Regions from separate parts of the Homo sapiens genome. Here region 1 is linked to region 2. Evidence: read pairs that join two places in POLR2A ChIA-PET (ENCODE). Cell type or tissue: PC-9. All regions are shown on one strand.

What was found. ChIA-PET counts read pairs that join two places held together with the same protein. Peaks named below come from ENCODE experiments on the same cell type or tissue, not always from the same donor. Only the 100,000 strongest peaks of a DNase experiment are listed, where the experiment ranks them.
Region 1: POLR2A ChIA-PET joins it to region 2 with 22 read pairs; 5 of 35 experiments call an interaction of 5 or more read pairs at or near these places.

The regions. Positions count from the first base shown.
Region 1 is chr9:132,648,533-132,653,532 of GRCh38, reverse strand. DDX31 (DEAD-box helicase 31) reads left to right here. Exons shown (of 20, transcript NM_022779.9): 7 at 1,041-1,085; 8 at 2,417-2,458; 9 at 3,235-3,299; 10 at 4,982-5,000. Among named protein-coding and RNA genes, the nearest start is that of DDX31, 19 kb to the left of the region's middle. In PC-9, a CTCF peak has its summit at 2,117 (motif pointing right); a DNase peak (open chromatin) is centred at 2,132.
Region 2 is chr9:133,033,539-133,038,538 of GRCh38, reverse strand. All of the region lies in intron 1 of GTF3C5 (general transcription factor IIIC subunit 5), which reads right to left. Among named protein-coding and RNA genes, the nearest start is that of GTF3C5, 5.0 kb to the right of the region's middle. In PC-9, no CTCF peak of the experiment used is centred here; a DNase peak (open chromatin) is centred at 2,538.

The DNA.
Region 1 (5,000 bases), 390 kb after region 2:
TTTTTTTTTTTTTTTTTTTTTTTTTTTTTTTTTTTTTTGAGACTGAGTTTTTCACTTGTTGCCCAGGCTGGAGCACAATGGTGCGATCTCAGCCCACTGCAACCTCCACCTCCTGGGTTCAAGTGATTCTCCTGCCTCAGCCTCCCGAAGAGCTGGGATTACAGGCGCCCGCCACCATGCCCAGCTAATTTTTGTATTTTTAGTAGAGACGGGGTTTCACCATGTTGGCCAGGCTGGTCTCAAACTCCTGACCTCAAGTGATCCGCCTGTCTTGGCCTCCCAAAGTGCTGGGATTACAGGCGTGAGCCACTGCACCTGGCTATTGATTTTTATATGTTAATTTTGCATTCAGCTGCTTGACAAAATTATCTTGTTTGTAATAGATTTTACATTAGTTCTCTTATGGTTTTTTTTTTTGTAAGATAAAATAACATCTGCTAACAATAATTTTGTTTCCTATTTTCTAATTTTATACATCATATTTCTTGTCTGATTGTATGGGCCAGGACCTCTAGAACAGTATTCTAGAATAATGGGGTTAGTGGGTGTGTTAGTCCATTTTTACACTGCTGATAAAAACATACCCGAGACTGGGAAGACAAAGAGGTTTAATTTGACTTACAGTTCCACATGGCTGGGGGAGGTCTCATAATCATGGCAGAGGACGAAAGACATTTCTTACATGGCAGCAGCAAGAGAGAATGAGGAAGACGCAAAAGCAGAAACCCCTGATAAACCCATCAGATCTCGTGAGACTTATTCATTATCACGAGAATAACCGGCCCCCCTGATTCAATTACCACCTCACTCCTGCCCCCCTGCCCTTCCTCCTACAACATGTGGGAATTCTGGGAGATACAATGCAAGTCGAAATTTGGGTGGGGGCACAGCCAGACCACATCAGTGGGCAACCTTATTTTGTCCCTTTCTTCATTAAGAGTGCTTCTGATGTTCTACAACCGGCCACCCCTGTGTCCTGTCCGTTTGGAGTCTGCCTTTGTTTATCCTGCTCATGGCATTTTTTTTCTGTGTGTCAACAGCGCAGTGATGGCCCCTATGCCCTGGTGCTCGTGCCAACGAGAGAGGTAAGCAGGCTCCCTTTTGGGACAAGTTTTAAGCACATGCTTTCACTAATGTCCCGTTGAATTTAAAAGTGGTTTTACCATGTTTCTCCCTACTGCACAAGCCACTGCACACCAGTTCCATTTGCCTGGAAACCATCCTTCTGGTTCTTGTCAAGGAGAAAAATTCAAGTAGTCTCTGAGAATCATAAGTATGGAAAAGTATTTTCCTATTGTCTAGAAACTAATGATACTATTAAATGTCTGTTTAATTGGGTTTTGAATTAAGTTGCTAAAAAAAAACCTACAGAAATGCAATTTTTTAGCAACTTTATTCAAAACCAAAAGCAGTTGGCTCTGAAAATGAACCTTTATTTTTTTTAAGAAGCTACTGCTACCAAAAATGTTACTTGTTCCTAAAAGTTAAACTTTTCAATATTTTTTTCTTTCTTGGTGGAAATCTCTTCTATCTGATCTATTTTATTTGCCTACAGAGGCAACTTCAGATTAGGGTATGTGGTTTCTATATCAAATGCTAATCACTTCCTTACAGAGAATTGATCACAGAGATGATTTGAAGTCAGCTTTTCATATAGCCTGCAGTCCCCTATCTCAGCTCAGTCCAATGAAGGAGCAGGCACAGAAGCTATTAAAATTTTTACAGCAGCAAACTTGCTACTTCTCGAGGATGCTTCATGAATACTAAATATGTGGAAACTGTATATACGTTCTTTAAGAACGGGATTCTGTATGAGGCATTTTTGAAGGTTGTTAATGGTTGTAGCCTACTTTAATTTTCACTTGCTTTGTTCTCAAATGGAGCTGTTGGTTTGCTTTTGTTTTATTGATATAAACTTGAGGAGCGACCATCTCCCAGGCTTCAGATATCCTGGCACAGTTGTAGAATACAGTCATCGCTCCTTGAGAGCGAAGTTCCCAGAGGCTACCCTGTTGCGTCACTATTGTGGTTTACTCTGCGTACATATTATATTCTTTCTCTTTCTAAGGAGAGTCAAATTCAGGTTACTTTGTTTCATTCTCTTACGTTTTTGTGCACCACAGACTTGAACTTCTCTGTGTGGCACTCTGGGAATTTGAGCCAGCAGAGGGAGCACAAAACACTATTTTTGTGTATGTCCAAGAAATAGAAGTGTTGTCTTTACCCTCTTTGCCCAAACTGACAGGTTGCAGAACCAGTCTAAGAACAAGGTATATTAGATTCTGTGTATAGGATTTTTTTTCTTCTTAAATCTTAACTTGAGGTCCAAGTTTGGATCCTAATCACATTAAATTGTCTTTAAAAAAAAAAAAAGGGGGATCCTGTTCATCATCTATAACTTTTAAAATTTTTACAGCTAGCTCTACAAAGCTTTGACACTGTCCAGAAACTGCTTAAGGTAAGGCAAACCATGAGTTCCATTTCATCTTGCTTGCTGACTTTGAGGAAGGATTTAATATACTACAGTCTATTCTTTATTTTCAAAGAGATAAGAATTATTTCCTTTTGCCTGGATATCTCTGCTCTCTCTAGGCAGTTTATAGGTTTTTACTGATCTAAACCTACCAATTTCTAGCTTAGCTGAATTATCAGTGACTCCTGGTGCATAAAGTCCTGCAATTTGTTCATCATAGTCACTAGCAAGCCACATACAGAAATTCACAGGTACAGCCTGATGGTGATCCAGTAGAAAGCAACTTAGCTGCAAGTAGGATTTGTTTAAGAAAGGAGAGTGAAGGCTTCAGAATCAAAGCCAGCCAGCTCACCAAATTGGATCATGAATTGATCCATCCTTTCTTTTATTAGGGGTGGAGAGTAGGGAAGGGTGTTGCTTGGGTTTTTATCTTAACCCCAAAAATGGCAGTAGACTTACTGACATGTGTTTTCAGTTCAGGCTCTGTGGGAAAAGAAAGGCAAGCTACTTGAATGATTTAAGAAGCTCACATTTCTCTCTCACTGTGGTAGAAGCTAGTTATATACCTATAATTCAAGTTACTGCTGATAGTGAACATGGGTGTAGCAATGCCTAGGAATTGTGTCTGCACAATAACACCTTATACAATGAGAAGCACCAGTTTTCTCCCATGCCTTGTTTAAGGAAAGGGAATTTGGAATCAATGTCTGATGTTAGTAAAGGGGGCTTTGCACTGACTGTGGTCTGCTGTCTTTCTGTAGCCTTTCACCTGGATTGTGCCTGGAGTGTTAATGGGAGGAGAGAAGAGAAAATCAGAAAAGGCCAGGTAGGAAGAGGTTTGTTGGTTGTTGTTTCCTTCTTGAATGTGTCCTGCCTTCCTATTCAGTAAGGCTGGGTCCTTCTAAACCTGCTGAGAGCTTTGTCTCAGGCTCTGCTTCCTAGTCCCGGTGCACAGGGACAGATTGAGTCAGTGGGGAGCGGTCACCTCTAGACGGTGCTGTTTTTTAAAATATTAAACCTACAAACAGGTTTCCTTCTGATGTTGCTAGTAACAGTGCTGTCAACTTCTTAACTCCCACCTACCCAATGCTCTATAGCATCCCTGGTTTAGTATACATCCACCTGCATGCCACTCATTTTTGTGGACATTAAGAGTTTGGGGTTTTGTTGTTTGCTTTTACAAAAACAAGATCATTCACTTATATAATGCTTTGTAACTTGCTTTTTACAACCGAATATGTTTGTTCCTTTATTAGGATTTGTAATGGGTGTCAGTTGAAAATCGTTGCAACAAGTAAATCTCAAATTGTCTTCATTCTTTTGAAAACATTTTTATTGTATTATAGCTTAATAATCAGTACTCAATAATGATGCATGTAGTCTATAACTGAGGAGTAAATATGAAACCTGAAACCTCAAAGCATTGGTTAGGATTAGACTCAGCTGTGAATAACAACAATAATAACAAATAACAGTGGCACAAACAATATACAAGTTTTATTTTTCTTTCACATTTAAGAAATCTGACAGAGCCAGTCCAAGGCTGGCCTGGTGCTCCAGTGTCGGGGACCAAGCTCTTTCTGTCTTTTTGTGCCACTATGGGAGGATTCCATTTTTAAGATTACCTCATAGTCTTAGATAGTTGCAGGCACTCCAACCATTGCATCTAATTTCTTGCCAGCGGGTACAGAGATGCTCATACCTGCTCCCTCTGAAGGTGCTTGTGTGATTGGCGTGTTCCCTTTACCTTTTATCCCATTGCTAAAACAAACATGACTATACTTAACTGCAAGGGAAGCTTGAAAATATATCCAGCTAGGCTGGGTGCAGTGGCTCATGCCTGTAATCCTAGCACTTAGGGAGGCCAAGGCAGGAGGATGACTTAAGACCAGGAGTTTGAGACCAGCCTAGGCAACATAGTGAGACCCCCGTCTCTACAAAGAAAAAAAAAATGTGCTAAAAATTGGAAGCTTTTATTACGGTGGACTGACAGGAAAATGGTTGTCTGGGGAATGAGAAATTAGATTTATTGTATATAACCCATGGGACAAAGCTGAGCCCCGTTGAATGGAAGTTACATAAAGGGCTTAGCATAAGAAAAAAGTGTCCTAGCAATTGGAGCACATTGGCATGGAATCACTTGCTCAGATACTAGATTCTCTGGCACAGAAACCTTCGAGAACAGGCTAGACTACAATCTCTTTGGAAGGTTCTAGAGAGGATTTATGAGTCAGATAAAGAGCATTGGATTATGTAGTTATGATCCCTTTCAAAGTTAAAGTTTTATGATTTTAATGTAATTTCAGATCTTAACAATTGCATTTCACAGTACAGGGAAAGACTCAAGTACAGCTTTCTACCCAGTTTTTATGTTTTGTCATGATTTCAGGCTATGGCACGTTTGCACTGTACATGAAATGAGTCTGTCTATTTTGCCTTTTTCCTGTGTTTTCTACTGGCGTGGCCCTGTTTGATTTACTTTCTTTTATGATATATAATTTTAAACAGACTCCGCAAAGGAATAAAT
Region 2 (5,000 bases):
GCGGAGGTTACAGTGAGCCGAGATCGCGCCACTGCACTCCAGCCTGGGCGACGGAGCCAGACTCCGTCTCAAAAAAAAAAAAAAAAAAGCTCCTAGGGGTCTCCCCCACAGTCCCTTCCCCTCTGTCCCCTGGGGAGAAAAAGGCTGTTCCTGGCAATTACAGATACCAAAGCCCTGCCCATTGGGCACCCAGAGTCCACCACACTCTCCGTTGCCAAGGAAACCACACGCCCGGGTAGACTCTCCCCTTCAGCCGCCGTCCAGCAACTCCGTCCCTCTCTCAGTGTCCCGGATATTAGATATCCAGGTTGAGTGAGTTCCTCCTCAAAGGTTCAGCTTGTTCAACTCCCTTCTTCTTTGTTCTCCATCTTCAAAGTCTAACTTCCTTGTTCTTTGCGCCTCCTTGCCCTTAGTTACCCGCTCTGTAACTGCCCTTCCCGCCGAAACTATTCTTCCTGGCGAAACCGCTCATCCAGCCACTGTAACCCACATCCCTGTTCTATTTGAAATAGCCAATCGAGATCAGCTTAGATTGTGCGGTCCAACTCCAGCCAGTGGGACAAGACACAGGAACCTTTCCTCCTTTGTTCCGTGTGCTCTGGTGGCCAGAAGAGCGAGCAGCACAGCACCTTTCTTCTGCAGAACTAAATGTGCTAAGTTTACTTCTGCAGAAGGGTGCTGCTCGCTCTTCTGTTTGTTCCCTTCCGTCTAGCGTCAGCTGCTCCTCAGAAGAGCTTTTTGTTTCAGGGGTAAAGGGAGAAGGATTTAGAGCAAAAATCTTAGAAGACGCAGAGTTCAAACATAAAAATCGAACAGCCCACGTTAAATTTCTGCTAATCCCTGAAGCAGGAACTAACCCGTTAGGAAGAGACTTAAAGTTAGGTATAGGTTTACATGTTAGCCCAGAAGGATTCCTCACCTCATTAAACCTACTTACCACCATGAAGAAAAATACATTCATCCCGATCTCTGGTCAAGGGAAGGGAATTGGGGAAGACTCCAAGTCCCACCCCCCCACCATACATATAAAGTTAAAAACCCCGGGGGGAAATAGTAAGAAGGAAGCAATATCCCATCCCCTTAGAAGGCAGAATAGGCCTAAAACCTATCATTGAGAGTCTCATTAGGGACGGGCTCCTTGAACCCGGTGTGTCCCCTTATCCCAATACTGCCTGTAAGAAAGTCAGATGGGTCATACTGACTAGTGCAAGGCCTCTGGGCCATCAGCCAGATATTCCAGACTACTCACCCTGTTGTCCCTAATCCTTACACCCTCCTCAGCAAAATTCCATACGACCATCAGTGGTTTACAGTAATATATTTAAGATGCTTTTTGGGCATGCCCCTTGTCTGAGGACAGCCGAGACATTTTTGCTTGCGAATGGAAAGATCCCCATTCCGGACGGAAGCAACAGTATCGACGGACAGTTCTCCCCCAAGACTTCACAGACTCCTCTAACCTCTTCGGTCAGATTCTAGAACAAGTTCTAGAACAAATTTCTACCCCAAAACACATGCCTGCTCCAATACGTGGATGACCCGCTGGTATCTGGTGAAGCTACAGAACGGATAGCTGCCCTCTCCGTCCACCTCCTTAACCATTTGCAAGGAAAAGGGTTATGGGGTTTCAAAGGGAAAGCTTCAATCTGTAGAGCCAGAAGTTAAATACCTAGGACACTTGATACGAAGGACAGGAACTGAACACGTCGAAGGGATCGTGTCCTTCTTAACTTTGCCTAAAACTAAGCAGGAACTCGTAACATTCCTAGGATTGGTTGGATATTGCCGCTTACGGATTGACTCATATGCCCTAAAAACAAAATCTTTATACCTAAAGCTTGCCCAAGAAAAGCCTGACCCTCTTCTGTGGACCTCTGAAGAAATCCACCAGGTTGAAGAACTAAAACATATGCTCATAACTGCCCCGTCCTAGCCCTGCCTTCCCTAGAAAAGCCATCTCATCTTTTCATTAATGTAAAGAAGGGGGTAGCTTTAGGGGTACTTACTCAAGAACACGGGGGTCACTGGCAACCTGTGGTGTTCCTGTCGAAAGTTTTAGATCCAGTAACCTGTGGATGGCTTGAATGTATTCAATCCATTGCGGCTACGGCTTTGTTAACTGAAGAAAGCAGAAAGCTGACCTTTGGGGGAGATTTAGTTGTGAGCACGCCTCATCAAGTTAGAACTATCTTAAACCAGAAAGCAGGGAGATGGCTCACTGACTCAAAAATTTTAAAGTATGAAGCTATCCTATTAGAGAGATGATTTAACACTAACCACTGATAATTCACTTAACCCAGCAGGTCTCCTAACAGGGAATCCAAATCTAAAAGGACCTGAGCATGAGTGTTTAGATTCAGGCCCGATGTAAGGGAGACCCCTTTCAAACAGGGCAGCACTTATTTATAGATGGCTCTTCCCAGGTAACTGAAGGAAAAAGACATAATGGATATTCAGTAGTCTATGGGGAAGCCCTTGCAGAAGGAGGGTCAGGAAGGCTGCCCAGTCATTGGTCTGCCCAAACATGTGAATTGTTTGCAATGAATCAAGCCTTAAAGCACTTGCAAAACCAAGAAGGAACTATTTATTCTGATTCCAAGTACGCCTTCGGGCTAGCTCATACCTTTGGAAAAATTTGGACCGAACGAGGTCTCATTAATAGCAAAGGCCAAGACCTTGCCCACAAGGAATTAATCACCCAAGTGTTAGGTAACCTCCAGCTGCCAGAAGAAATAGCTACTGTCCATGTCCCAGGACACCAGAAAGGTCTTTCTTGTGAAAGTCGAGGTAATAACCTTGCAGATCAAATAGCCAAACAAGCTGCCATTTCCTCAAAACGCTCACTTTTCACCTAACCCCTTGTCTTCCTCCCCCGACCGCAGTTCCCATCTTCTCTTCCACTGAAAAAGGGAAATTAATAAAAATAGGGGCCAAAGAGAATTCTGAAGGGAAATGGGTGTTACCAGACCAAAGAGAAATGTTATCCAAACCCCTCAAGAGAGAAGTCTTATCTCAGCTGCATCAAGGAATTCACTGGGGACCCCAAGCCATGTGTGATGCAGTTCTCAGGGTTTAGGGATGTATAGGAATTTATACTCTGGAAAGACAAGTTACAGATAGTTGTCTAATATGCAAAAAGACTAATAAGCAGACCCTAAGAAAACCACTCCCTGGGGGAAAGGAGTCCAGGGTTAAGACCGTCCCAAAGTGTCCAAATTGATTACACCGAAATGCCCCCAGTCGGTTGCCTAAAGTACTTATTAGTGATAGTAGATCACCTTACGCACTGGAGGGAACCTATTCCCTTTTCAAGTGCAACTGCTAATAATGTAATTAAAGCATTGATTGAGAATATTATACCCAGGTTTAACAGATTAATACAAAATATTGATTCAGATAATGGGACTCATTTCACTGCACATGCCGTCAAGAAACTAGCCCAAGTACTAGACATAGCAGGGGAATACCACACTCCCTGGCACCCACCTTCATCAGGAAGAGTGGAGAGAATGAACCAAACTCTGAAGAGTCACTTAACCAAATTAGTCTTAGAGACTCGGTTGCCATGGACTAAATGCCTTCCCATTGCCTTGTGAAAAATCCGAACTGCCCCTTGGAAAGATGTTGGCTTATCCCCTTATGAAATGCTATATGGGTTGCCTTATCTACACTCCATTGCTGACATTGCTACGTTTGAAACAAAGATCAGTTTCTTAAAAACTATAAACTTGGTCTCTCCTCCACTTTTTCTTCCCTCAGGACTGAAGGCCTCTGAGCACAGACGCCAGCTCTAGAGTTTCCAGCACACCAGCATCAGCCTGGGGATCACGTTCTCATCAAAAGCTGGAAGGAGGGAAAACTTGAACCAGCTTGGGAAGGGCCTTATCTGGTACTCTTAACTACTGAAACAGCGATTCGAACGGCTGAAAAGGGATGGGCACACTACACGCCAGGTGAAAGGAGTAATGTCCACAGACAGGGAAAAATGGGCTGTCACCCCGGGACCCACCCCTACCAAACTAACCCTAAAAAGGGCTTAATAATCACTTGTCTATTTTTCCTTTTCTTTCCAACATAAGGTCATCTTGTCATCAATGTGACTCAGGCTAACCATCCCTTGACCCTTCAGTTCGACACTTGTTCTTACCCCGTGCAGATACGAACAAGCTCAAAGGCAGCTATCCGATGTAGTTAAGTATCCATGTCCATATCGCAGACAGTCAAACAAGTATAAGTATGGAGCCTTAAAGGGCCCCTGTGGTGACTGGGCAAATGTTTGGTGGACCAGTCAATATGGGAGGCGGACAGCCAACCCCCCTCCTTTAAATAAGTTGCGGAAACTCAAACAAAAACTCTAACTTATCCATCGCTCCACTCCACCAAATTGTAAGCCACTGCGGTGTAACCCCTTATTGCTAATTATAGATAATCCCCAAACAATGGCCCAAGAACCCTCTGTATTCGGACGGTACGGGTTAGGAGCAGATGTTACAGGACGGGATCCCATAGGAACCCTCTCTAAGGTTGACTGGACCATCGGCGGTTAAAAACAATGAAGAAACCCAGACCCAGAGTCCAGGGAACGTATGGGACCCAACGCTCTCCCCAAACATATCAGGCCCAGTGTTCCCCTCCGGTCTCCACAACGACCCAGCCAAAGTAGCAGCTGTAGAAGTAAGAGACCTAAAGCAAACTCTAGCAATTGAAACAGGGTACTGAGATGCAAACGCCTGGATGGAATGGATTAAATATTCTGTCCGCACTTTAAACAAAAGTGATTGTTACACTTGTGCACACAGTAGACCAGAAGCCCAGACTGTCCCCTTTCCACTTGGATGGTCCTCCAGACGAGTGGGCATGGGCTGTACGGTAGCTCTTTTCCAGGACCCCACAGCCTGGGGTGATAAATCGTGCCGAGCTCTCTCTCTGCTGTTCCCTGAGGTTCAACACCCTGCGGGTCAGCCCCTGAGGGCTATCCAGCTTCTGTCTCCCAGTGCCAA